Regions from separate parts of the Homo sapiens genome. Here regions 2 and 3 are each linked to region 1. The links are chromatin contacts, found by Hi-C or POLR2A ChIA-PET in ENCODE. All regions are on one chromosome and are shown on one strand. The core of a region is the stretch at or near the end of the contact, and the rest is flanking DNA. Distances in the headings are between cores, read along the strand shown. Region 1 has its middle 51 kb from the start of LINC00548. Region 2 overlaps LOC107984569 (a long non-coding RNA gene). Region 3 overlaps LINC00598 (long intergenic non-protein coding RNA 598).

Region 1 (3,570 bases), core at 443-2,942:
TCTCCCTGGCATGTGGCTGCACAGCCTTTGATGTTAGAATTTTGGCTCATTAATAACTAATTTACATTTCTCAGACAGCAAATTGTGATCTGACACAAATTTATAAAAGAACTCCAAATGGTGAAACTCTCTTATACAATGAGTCCTTTGTGGGCTTTTTAATTTTTTTCCCCCTAACTTAAGGAGTTTGTGATTAAAATTTTAATGCCATCATTGAAATCTCTTGGGCTACTTAAAAATAAAACACCATCTTATTTCCTTCCTCTCAGAGATCATGACAACTGGCTGTTCCTATGTGGATGCTGTAAGTGCTACAATTGCGTTTTCATCTGCTCTGAGCCTCAGATAAAATAGGATGTCCTTAGAGGGCCAGAGGAAAGCCCTGGCAAAGGAACTGGCAGTGATGGCAGGAAGGCGGAGGTGCTGGGCTCCTCAGCTTCTGCTTCTTCTTCTTCTTTTAAAAGAAACAGGTTCTCATTCTGTTGCCTAGGCTGGAGTGCAGAGGTGTGATTGTAGCTCACTGCAGCCTCAAACTCTTGGGCTCAAGCGGTCCTCCCGCTTCAACCTCCCAAGGAGCTGAGATTATAGGCACACACCACCATACCTAGATAATTTTTAAATTTTTTGTAGACAGAGGGTCTCACTACGTTGCCCAGGCTGGTCTCGAGCTCCTGGCCTCAAGAGATCCTTCTGCGTTGGCCACTGAAAGTGTTGGGATTACAGGTGTGAGCCACCAAGCCCCGCCTGTTCAGCTTCTTCATGCTTCTTTGCAGGTTACTGAGGTGGCAGATTTTGCATGAGCTCATCTCTTTGGTCTTTAGGAGTTCCAGGGGTGACTCTCACTTCTCCAGATGCCTAAAAGCCTGAATAGGTTATTTTGGCAACACAAGTGGGTGAATCAGAGCTACCAAGATAAGGGTTTTATAGATTTATATACATATATAATCTTTCTTCTTAGCTACATCTTGGAAGGCTGAATGCCTCAGGAAAAACATGATGCTTTTTCTGTGTTTTACCTCATGTTTCTTTGGGAGAATATAGAGGTCAAAGGAAGTTGCAAACTAGCTCTTAGAAGGCAAATCTAGGTACATCTTGATCTTCCACCTCCATCATTTATCTTTGCAAAAGACTCTGTCATCTTGTGTGTTGATGACTCACAGCTCGGTGGGGGAGGCAGGGCAGAGCTTCTCTCCCTGTGTGAGAAGGAGAAAATGCCATGTCTACCCAGCCACCTGAAAACACCTTCCCTGACAATAAAGGGAGGACTGTGCTCTAGGGAAAGACAGGACAGACCAGAAAAGTGGACCTGTTGGAAGCAGACAGCTGGCCGTGGGGAGAAAAGTGGGGTGGAGCCAGGGACACAAGACATTGGGTGGCTTGGCTGATTGCATCACGTCTGGCAAGAAGCTTGGTTCTACTGAGTTACTCTTTGCTTGGAGAAAATAGTTTAGGGAATAGCCATGGGCTTGTTGTGTGGAATGGAAACATACCCAGAATGAAAAGATTTTTAAATTGGCACCACTTGAGGTCAGATTTTAAATGGTCACACAGCATGAGCCAAATTGACTACATGCAGAGAAGCAACAAGCCACCCCGGTTGCTTATATTATTTTAATAACAGAAAGAATGCATTAGGAATTCCAGGCAAGACTTCCACCTGGACACAGTCCCAGATTCTAACTCATCTGTGCATGCCTTTTCAAATCAGCCTTTCACAAAGAGGCTGTTTTTCTCTGCAATCTCTTTCCTACCCATAAAGGAATCTGAGGTTCCTCCTTCCAGCTTCGGTTGTAGGAAGCAAGAACCCTGAGAGTGCTGCCTTGAGACAGGTGGCTCTGTGGAAGGCCACTAAGAAAACTGCCATGCAGTTCGGGGTGGCCTTAAATTCAAATAACAAAGCCTATCTCGGGAGGTGGCGTGAGGCATGCCTGGCCCCTTTCTCTGGCTTGGACTGGCTTGGACATGGTGGCTCCTGGAACCGAGAGAGGACTGAGTGTGGTAGTTGCTCCTGTCAGTCTCTGGGGTGGGGCCTGGGTGTCTCTGAGTGACGTTTGGCCTCCGCTAGCTCCACTCATGTGGCAGGAAGATGCCTGTAGCTCTTGCCGACCACTCTGAGCCACAAGGCAGGAAGGAAAACCGTGTGTGTGGCCTGATAATAATTAGGGTCCTTCCTTACACCTGGAACATTGCTGACACTGAAAAATGAATGCTGCTGTCATGCTTGTTAATTTTACCCTCTTGGGTCCTGAATGGCTCACTTAGCACTTGACTATTTTTCCAAGTCACAGAGACCAGACTAGATTTTTCTGGAAGGGAGTCAATTCTGTTCTCAGCCACAGATGGATCAAAAAGGAAAAATCTCATTGCTGTAAACATGTTGGAGCCTCCTGGCTGTGTTGTATTCACCTTCTTCAATCTGGGGGGAGTCTCTGGAGTCAGGTTAGGTTAGAGTCTTGACTCTACTAGCACTTGCCTCTAGTGAGCTTGGATTTGTTACTTAATATTCCTGAGCCATTTTTCCCTCATTTGTTGAAAAAAAATATAACAGTTGTTAAGAGGATTAATTGCAAAGTTCTTAGCACATGGCCTGGCACATAGGAGGTGCTCAAAGGGAGTATTGATGTAATTAAGAGACTTACCATGGAGTCAGGTTTAAGAAATCTCTGGAAGTGGAATCCTGGGAAGTGATGAAATGGGAATACCCTAAGTTGCTCCCCTGTGCCCACTTCTGGGGAGATGTCACCATTGTTATGGCACCCAAATTTCTGGGCAATTAGGGATCTGTGTTAGACCCAGATACCAACAGGAAGTGGCTCTTTCTGCTGATGGTGTTTATAACAAACCCCATGGACCAGCTCTCAAAAAGAGAACCCAGCCTCCTTAGCAAACTCAGCTGTGGAGTATAAGCTCCTCTAAGGGAAAAACCTCATTTGCTTTTGTGCACTACTTTGTCCTATGCAGAGTATGGCATATCATGGGGACTCATTTTGAGGTGAAGAAAGTGATGATGGAGGAGCACAGAGCTGAGGGCCCCATGTCGATTCCTGCGTCAAGCTGCAACTCATGTTGTGCCGAGCACAGTCAAGGGAAATGGAGCTTGCTATCACAGGATATTAATTTGGTTCTTGGGGACTTGCTTTGGGCAATTGCAGAGACACAAACTAAGATGGCTTTATTAATAGAAGAAAATGTCCTGGCACATAGACTGCTCAGGATGTAAAGAAATAAGAAACTGATCCAAGAAACAGCTGTATCTTAGCTACACTGGTTGAAGGTTATCACTAGTTTCTTAGGGGGAGAAAATTTAGGACCAGGTTCAATTGTCTAGAATATCTAGTGAAATAATAGACAATTCTCATTACAGAATACCAGTCCAGTCTTCTCAAAAAGTCTTATTGTCAATTTCATATGGGGTTCAGTTAAAGACTTCCTCCAGATACTACTGACTGTTAGAATCAAGGTTCTAGCCTGGTGTGGTGCCTCGTGCCTGTAGTTCCAGCTACTCTAGAGGCTAAGGTAGGAGGGTCACTTGAGCCCAGGAAGTTGAGACTGCAGTGAGCTATGAGTGAG
Region 2 (3,570 bases), core at 283-2,782, 200 kb after region 1:
CCCTACTGAGTTGCCACAAGTGCACAGATCCAGGTTGTCTGGGAGGGAGGCAGGAAGTTGCTGCTGTACACATGGGTCTCACACTCCTCCTTCCTCCTCAGATTACACCTCCTTCCCAGGCTGCGGAGGCTGGTGGTGCCAGTGCACGCAGGTAGAAGCCAACATCTTCTCCATGGGAGCAGATTAATGGTAAAGGACTGTACTCTTCAACTCATGCAGAGAAAAATGAATGGACTGAGCAGAACAATAATAATAAGTGACATTTGAAGAGCACTTTCCAGTTGACAAAGCCCTTTCACATCCATTGTCTCACTTGACCACTGGAGCAACCCTGTGATGTAGGTTATTATTTCCGGTTTTGAAGATGAGGCAACCTGAACACAAGGATGTCACGTGACTTGTCCACGTTTGCAGGGTGGGCAAACCCTGGAGCCCAGGCTTGCACTGGAATCCCCTGACTCCAGATCCCAAGTTCCTTCCTTAACAAAATATTTGACTCAGTACACTGAGAGAACTTTGCCCCTGGCCTCAGAAAAAGTAGCTCATGGTATCTCCCAGTGTAGAGTCTGATCTGCTTAGGAAAGTAAGTTTGAACCTTCCTGAAGGCAGAGGTATGGACGAGATGACCCAGACCTCATCTAAAGCCAGGCAGCTTTGTGATTCCCTTCCAGGATTTTATGAAAGAAATAAAATTATTCACTTGGAATGTTTGCTACCAGAAATGTCAGAGAAGCTGTAAAGGGCCATTTATTTGGGACCTTCTAACCATGTGTTATGGTAGAAAATTTGAGAGAAGGAACAGGCCATTAGGAAAATTATTTTATTCACTTCAACTATTATTGTCTTGTTCTGATAATATTCTATTTGAAAACTTGCATTCATAGCACTCTTTCACATAAAATCGTGTTCTCTGGGTCCTTCCCACCTCATCATGCTTCTTTCTCTCACATGTATAGAGATTGTTTTTCATTTTGAACCCAGTTGCTTCCTCTTTGATGCTGTAGAAAATCACCCTTCTGGGCGTGTGGCATAATGACTTCCATGGCAATGGGCTGAAGTTACAGACAAGCCATTACGTGAGCACGACAGGCTGAGCAGAGAGACCAGAGCCAGTTCTTTTAAAACTGCTGTCCTTGATAATAGCAGGACAGAGGTAGAAAATTACTGGCATTATAAATTGCTTTTTCGATAAAGGTTTTGACTCTGTCTTTTAAAAAGCTGTGCCACACGGGGAAAATCTCTCTGCATTTTTAATTGTAGATAATTTTGTGTAAGAAAAACCTCCCCATGAAAATGGTCTAATGAAATGTGCTTCGTTTGACTTTGGCAAAGCTCCATGTCATTCTAAACGAGTGCATAAAAACAGACACAAACAATATTTGCTATTACCTAAAAGTGTAAGAGATAATTTACATCAAAAGCAAAAGAGGAGATTGAGAATTGGAGAGTGGTCCCTAAAGCAGAGCTCCCACTTCTACACGCACGCATAAAAGAGCAGGAATAAAGGAAGTGTGGTGTACTGCCACCCAGCGGTGAGTCAGGGAAGACTGAGGACTACCATGACCCCTCAGTGTCCAGAGCCCAACCTAGGTAGACAAAAACCAGGGCAAAAAGAAACAAGGCCCCAGTCCTGCTAAAGGAGAAGACATGTTCTAAAGTTTATGCTTTACTCAAAGAATGCCATCTCAGAATCTTGTTAATGCTTATCTTAGGCATAATTCTAACATGCATAACTTTCAAACCCATCAGGAGATCGAAACCATCCTGGCCAACATGGTGAAAACCGGTCTCTACTAAAAATACAAAAATTAGCTGGGCATGGTGGCGCGTGCCTGTAGTCCCAGCTACCCAGGAGGCTGAGGCAGGAGAATCGCTTGAATCCGGGAGGCGGAGGCTGTAGTGAGCCAAGATCACACCACTGCAGTCCAGCCTGGGCAACAGAGTGAGACTCCATCTAAAAAAAAAAAAAAAAAAAAAAAAAAAGAAGAAGCAAGTAAATAGAATGGAAAGAGGAAAGGAAGGCCTATTGCATGTAGGCTTCTCTGTGTAAGCAGTACGGTGCATCCCGTAGAGGACAATGGTGGACTCCTTAGAGTCAAGTGTCTCTGTGCCTTTTACTAGCTGGGGAACTTGCTCAAGTCATATCACCTCATTGTACTTCATTTTCCTCATCTGAAAAATTAGCATGATAATTGTACTACCTACCTCATAGAACTGTTTTTGAGGATTAAAGAAGAAATTCGTAGAAATAGGGCAGTTCCTGATACTTAGTATGCATTCAGTGTCAGCCATGAGCATTTTAGAAATATAGAAGCTCAAATCCATTAAGGACTAAATCCTGGTTGTTATTTAAATTATTCATTTGTTCATTCAATTCACATTTATTAAGCACATATTATGAGCCAGGTAATGAATAGCCGCTGTGTAAATAAATATCAATAAGCGACTGCCCTTCCCATCTAGGAACTCAGACATGCAAGCAAAATTTACATCAATGGTGGGAAGTGCTGGAGGAGCATTTACGTGGGAACACAGACCCTATCCCTGGAGAGGTCAGGATGGCTTCCTAGGGGTGACGTTCAAGGGGGTGCATGGGAGGTGAGGAGGGGGAGTGCATTCCAGAGGAGGATGCAACATGTTTAAACAAAGGCTCAGATGGAGGGAGAGCTGGTGATTTTGCTCCTCAGGGTGTAAGGGGTTCTGAGAGGGGAGTTGAGGCTGAAGAGGCAGGCGGGGCCAGTGCTGGAAGGCCCTTGCCTGTGCAGCTAAATCCTTAGGTTTGCTCCACGGTGTTCAAACTTCTTCAGCATTACATATATTTTTCCCCAACAAAATCTCATGGAAAACTCCAGCATATGAAAAAAAAATAAAAGCAGCATTTTGTTAACAGACATTTAGTTTGTAAGTTCAAATTTATGACGGTTACAGAATGAATCAATAAGATCAATAAAGAAGTATTAATTAATACAACATTTTGGGCATATGTGTGACAAACCCAACTTCCATTTTATATATATGTATATATTTATATATATTTCTAATTATATACTATTGAGAATATTCTGATTCACTCTGAGAACTAGTTGCAAAAAGTAGTTTTTAAAAGAAAAAAAAAAAACTCAGTTTGCAATCTCTAAATGCCCTTAACTGTTCTGGAAGTTTAAAAGGGCAATAGTAAGACATTTTTACTTTAAATTTGAATTATCATCTATCAACGTCTTACATTTCTTATCATAAATAGAAAAGTCAGATGAGAAGCACCATAATCTTAAAACCATAACACATCATTATCGACGTGTGGCCTGGTTCCTGCCCACTTGTCATAGTCTGGCTGTTAGCTAGGATGAGACTGTGTACTGAGATATTACACCCAAGCCTTACCTGGCCTATGAGTGAGGAAAGCGTCTTAGTCTGTTTATGCTGCTGTGACAAAATACCTAAGACTGGGTAATTTTCACAGTTTTGGAGCCTTGGAAGTCCAATAAAGGTGCCAGTGGGCTCAGTGTCTGGTGAGGGCTCGGTCACTGCTTCTAAGATGGTGCCTTGTTACTGCGTCCTCTGGAGGGAAAA
Region 3 (3,570 bases), core at 392-2,891, 170 kb before region 1:
CCTTAGTAAGGACAAGGAGCCACAACATCATGCTAATTTTTAAAAGCATTTAGATGGTGAAGCCATTATCTGTGATGGTGAAAACATGTTGGTATGCATTTAATGGTTAGGACCCTTTATCTGCAAAGGATACTTACAGGCCCAGGGCTCAGGAAACTCAAAAGGAAAGCTCCAGTTCCCATATCGAGTTGCTTGCCAGCCCTTTGGTAAGCCTTGGCAGGCTTCCACCTGTGTCCTGCCCTGGTCTGACCTCCAGAGCCTGTCAGTGCTGGCACCCTCTGAGTACGAGATGGGATGAATGGCCAGCGGCTAGTGCCATCTGAGACTTCAATCAACTTGATACCAAAGGTTAATCTCTTTCACGGGAATCACCTAATTTGTTATGGCCTGCAAGTACTTTCTAGCAGAAGCCTTTTTTCCTATGACGCCGTTTGGCTCATATGTTTAGGTATGCCTCAAGACCTCTAATAGTGTCTAAAATCTCCTGTTTGGGGAGTAATCCCTTTCCCCCTTTTTACATAGATCTTGTTCCTCGGTCTTGGGCAGACAGCATTCATGGGATTCTCTAGTTTAAGATCTTAACATGCTCTGTTTCTTGGATGTTTGGAAAATGTTTATTTGAGAGACAGAGACAGGAATGCGTTTTAGACTTTCATTCCCACTGGGCACAGAGAAATCTGATAGTGATAGAATCTCACAAATAGCTTGAGATATTCCATATCCCTCAGGAGGAGGCTGTTGCGATTTTTATCAATGAAACCTGGCTTGCTCCAGTCCATCTAAGATGATCAAAATGCTCACTCAGAAAAGCAGAATGTTACGTTGGCAATTCCCCTTTCGCACAATAAAATGAGCATGTTTTCTTCACCTACTTTCCTTTTCTTTCCTACAGCCTTCTCCTTCCCTTGGAGTTTGATGGGGTCTGATGCCCTTCTGACCTGGGAGGCTGTTTGAGGAGTTGACATTGCCTATGGGGGCAAAGAGGGGAAATGGGAGCAGAAAACAGCCTGGGATGGCCAATTGCCTCCTTTATCCACAGAAAATTGAAACACTTCAATTAAAAGGAACCATTAGAACAAGAGATTTCCATCTATAGTGTTGTCCCATATTACCAGAATGTGTTAGAAAGATGCTCCAAAACACCCGAGTAAATGTTGCCAGCATGATTCTTGGGGCTGGTGACCCTGGGTCTCAATCCCATGTCAACAAGTTACTTGTCCCCGAGTGACCCAGGGCTAGTCTCTGAGCCTCTTTAAACTTCATTATTTAGTAACTTTAAAACGTGAGTGACTGGGCCAGGCACAGTGGCTCACACCTGTAATCCCAGCACTTTGGGAGGCTGAGGCAGGACGATCACTTGAGACCAGGAGTTCAAGACCAGCCTGGGCAACATGGTGAGACCACATCTTGCTAAAAAAAAAAAAAATTAAGAAAAAAAAATGCTGCCATAGCCCTGTGGGAAGTATCCAAGATACTCCAGTCAGTAAAGGTCAGGGTCAGTTATTTGGAGGTGGAGCAGATGACAGGGCTGAGCCTACACAGCCAATTGGTCAGTTCCAGGGGTCTGGCAGCCAAGAGCTGATTGCATTGGTTTCAATTTTGTGCTACTGAGCAGTGCCTCATGGTCCAGTTTTGGTGCAGTTGAATTTGTGGAACTGGCTGTATCTGAATCTGAGGATTTAGCCCCTGCTGGCTGCTGTAAACATGTCCCTCTAGTTACTGAGCCACTGGTGTGTGGCTTCTTGCCTAATTCTGTACACCCTAGGGATGGCTTTGACCCTTAGCAAGGTGTCTTGGAGAGCTGGATTTCCAAGAAAGACCTCAGAGCTGGAAAGGGCCCTGGATCTTGCATGGTGGCTTTTCTCCAATAATAACATAGAGTAAAGGGGGCCCATGATAGGCAAGGAGAGGTGGTGCCAGAAGTGGTAGACTGCCTGGAAGTCTAAGATCCAGGGCTGAAGCTTGTCAGGAACACAGAGAAGGCGTGGGAGCAGGAAAGGCCTTGGAGGAGGGGCCGGTGGGGGGAAAACATGCAGGTAAGATTCCTTATGAGAGAGCTCCAGGCCTCATGGAACAGGTGTCCTCAGGAGCTGCAGCAGCAAGCACTACGGCTCTGCAGTTTAAAAGCCACCTTCTAGCTGAACGTGAGGCTAGTTATGAACCTTACTGTGTCTCAGCTTCCTCCTTTGTAAAGAAGGAATGATAATCTTACCTTGCTCATGGGGCCATTGAGAGCAGCTGATCCACATACATGGCTTAGGGCTGTCTGCGGCACAAAGTATCTCTCTTAGAAATGTTAGCCGTTACGTTTTTTACGGGAATGGGCCTAAGATTCTATCTCTGTGTATTTCTGTCATCCTGATCATGGGACTATCTCTTCTGCCAATCTCTTTTATTTGCTCCACTCTTTCCTTCTGCTCAGGAATCTTTAAAATCCTAATCAGAGGTATTTGTTAAGTAGTTAATTGTATGTGGCTCTCGGCTCCGTGGAGTATAATGATCAAGCTTGTTTCCTGAAAGTGAAAGTGGTTTTCTGAGCTGTCTTGGAAAATATGTGCCTGCTTTTCGGGCCCACTATTCTGAGACCAGTAGATGCTGAACAGAAGCAGGGGTGCTTTCTCTAGAGTATAAGTCAGTAATAGCAGAGGTCAGGGAGCCGTTGCCAAAGGGCTAAAGAGAATTTAGCCTGTGAACTAGATAGATAATTCTAGTTCAAATCAATGCTTAATAGAATGACAAAAGAATAATTGAAATATGAATTTAAGGGCAGTCAGATTTAAAAAATTATAACTGTTCCAGGTCTTAGGTGATCACTTTCTAGACATGAGGAACTGTGATATTCACCTCTTTCTTTTGGAAGATTATTGACGTCAGTGCTGACAGATTTAACTGTTGGTTTCAGCAAACGGATGTTAACAAAATGGACTTTAATAAGTTTATCTAAATTCCAAGAAAATCTCCAGAGCATGGGGGCATAAGCAGCAAAGGGGTTCTGAATTCCTGGAGGGTTTTTTTTTTTTTTTTTCAAAGGAGAATAAAATAGAAGAACACAATAAGATACTTTCTTTGGGCTCAATGAAAGCTGAGAGAGGAGGAAGAAAACAAGTTCATGTAGGAGAAAGATGAAATAAAAATGTGAATTCAGCAAAAAGAAAAGGAAACTGGGGCAGACTCCCAAGCAGCATACACTGCGGTGACAAAGACGTGGAAGAATTAAGGTCAAACTAGCAAAAGCAGTTCACAAGACACCACTTGCCAAAGACAAACAGGGCCGTGAGCAGGCACAACAAAATGTGACCTCTGTTCTTTATGAGGCAGGGATGAAGAGCTGATAATAATGCCATCCACCGAACAGAGATGTTTGATGTCCCTTTAAAAACCTTCTATACTTAAAAAAAAAAGAACAGGAAATAGGACAGAAGGCTCGGAGGGTGGTGGATGATGTTTCAAATGGGTTAAGGGTATTCAAGTCAGAAGTCTTAGTGTACTTACATTTCAGGGTATGAAAATGAAGTAGCCAAAGTCATTTCCAGAATGAATTTGTGCAATGGGGGAGGAACCCCAAAATTG

The links. Hi-C counts contacts between places; a loop is a spot of excess contacts on that map. ChIA-PET counts read pairs that join two places held with the same protein, here RNA polymerase II (POLR2A). Pooled maps may share reads with other maps.
Region 2: a map of dorsolateral prefrontal cortex shows a loop between it and region 1 (5-fold over the local background). The contact joins two enhancer-like sites. A Hi-C loop is called at or near these places in 3 of 168 maps with a recorded cell type or tissue (aorta and dorsolateral prefrontal cortex) and 11 of 50 pooled maps. POLR2A ChIA-PET finds 5 or more read pairs at or near these places in 1 of 52 experiments (MCF 10A).
Region 3: a map of PC-9 shows a loop between it and region 1 (7-fold over the local background). The contact joins two enhancer-like sites. A Hi-C loop is called at or near these places in 1 of 168 maps with a recorded cell type or tissue (PC-9) and 6 of 50 pooled maps. POLR2A ChIA-PET finds 5 or more read pairs at or near these places in 2 of 52 experiments (OCI-LY7 and WTC11).

Annotation. Positions count from the first base shown.
Region 1 is chr13:40,270,198-40,273,767 of GRCh38, reverse strand. No RefSeq gene overlaps it. Among named protein-coding and RNA genes, the nearest start is that of LINC00548, 51 kb to the right of the region's middle. Within about 2 kb of position 1,692, at least 23 of the 41 ENCODE cell types and tissues checked have a DNase peak (open chromatin) inside an H3K27ac peak, as active enhancers do; they include dorsolateral prefrontal cortex, where a contact is called at or near this core.
Region 2 is chr13:40,067,338-40,070,907 of GRCh38, reverse strand. It overlaps LOC107984569 (a long non-coding RNA gene), which reads left to right. Exons shown (of 3, transcript XR_001749970.1): 3 at 102-223. Among named protein-coding and RNA genes, the nearest start is that of LINC00332, 110 kb to the left of the region's middle. Within about 2 kb of position 1,532, at least 4 of the 41 ENCODE cell types and tissues checked have a DNase peak (open chromatin) inside an H3K27ac peak, as active enhancers do; they include dorsolateral prefrontal cortex, where a contact is called at or near this core.
Region 3 is chr13:40,438,138-40,441,707 of GRCh38, reverse strand. The region is part of intron 6 of LINC00598 (long intergenic non-protein coding RNA 598); the gene reads left to right. Among named protein-coding and RNA genes, the nearest start is that of LINC00598, 41 kb to the left of the region's middle. Within about 2 kb of position 1,641, at least 22 of the 41 ENCODE cell types and tissues checked have a DNase peak (open chromatin) inside an H3K27ac peak, as active enhancers do.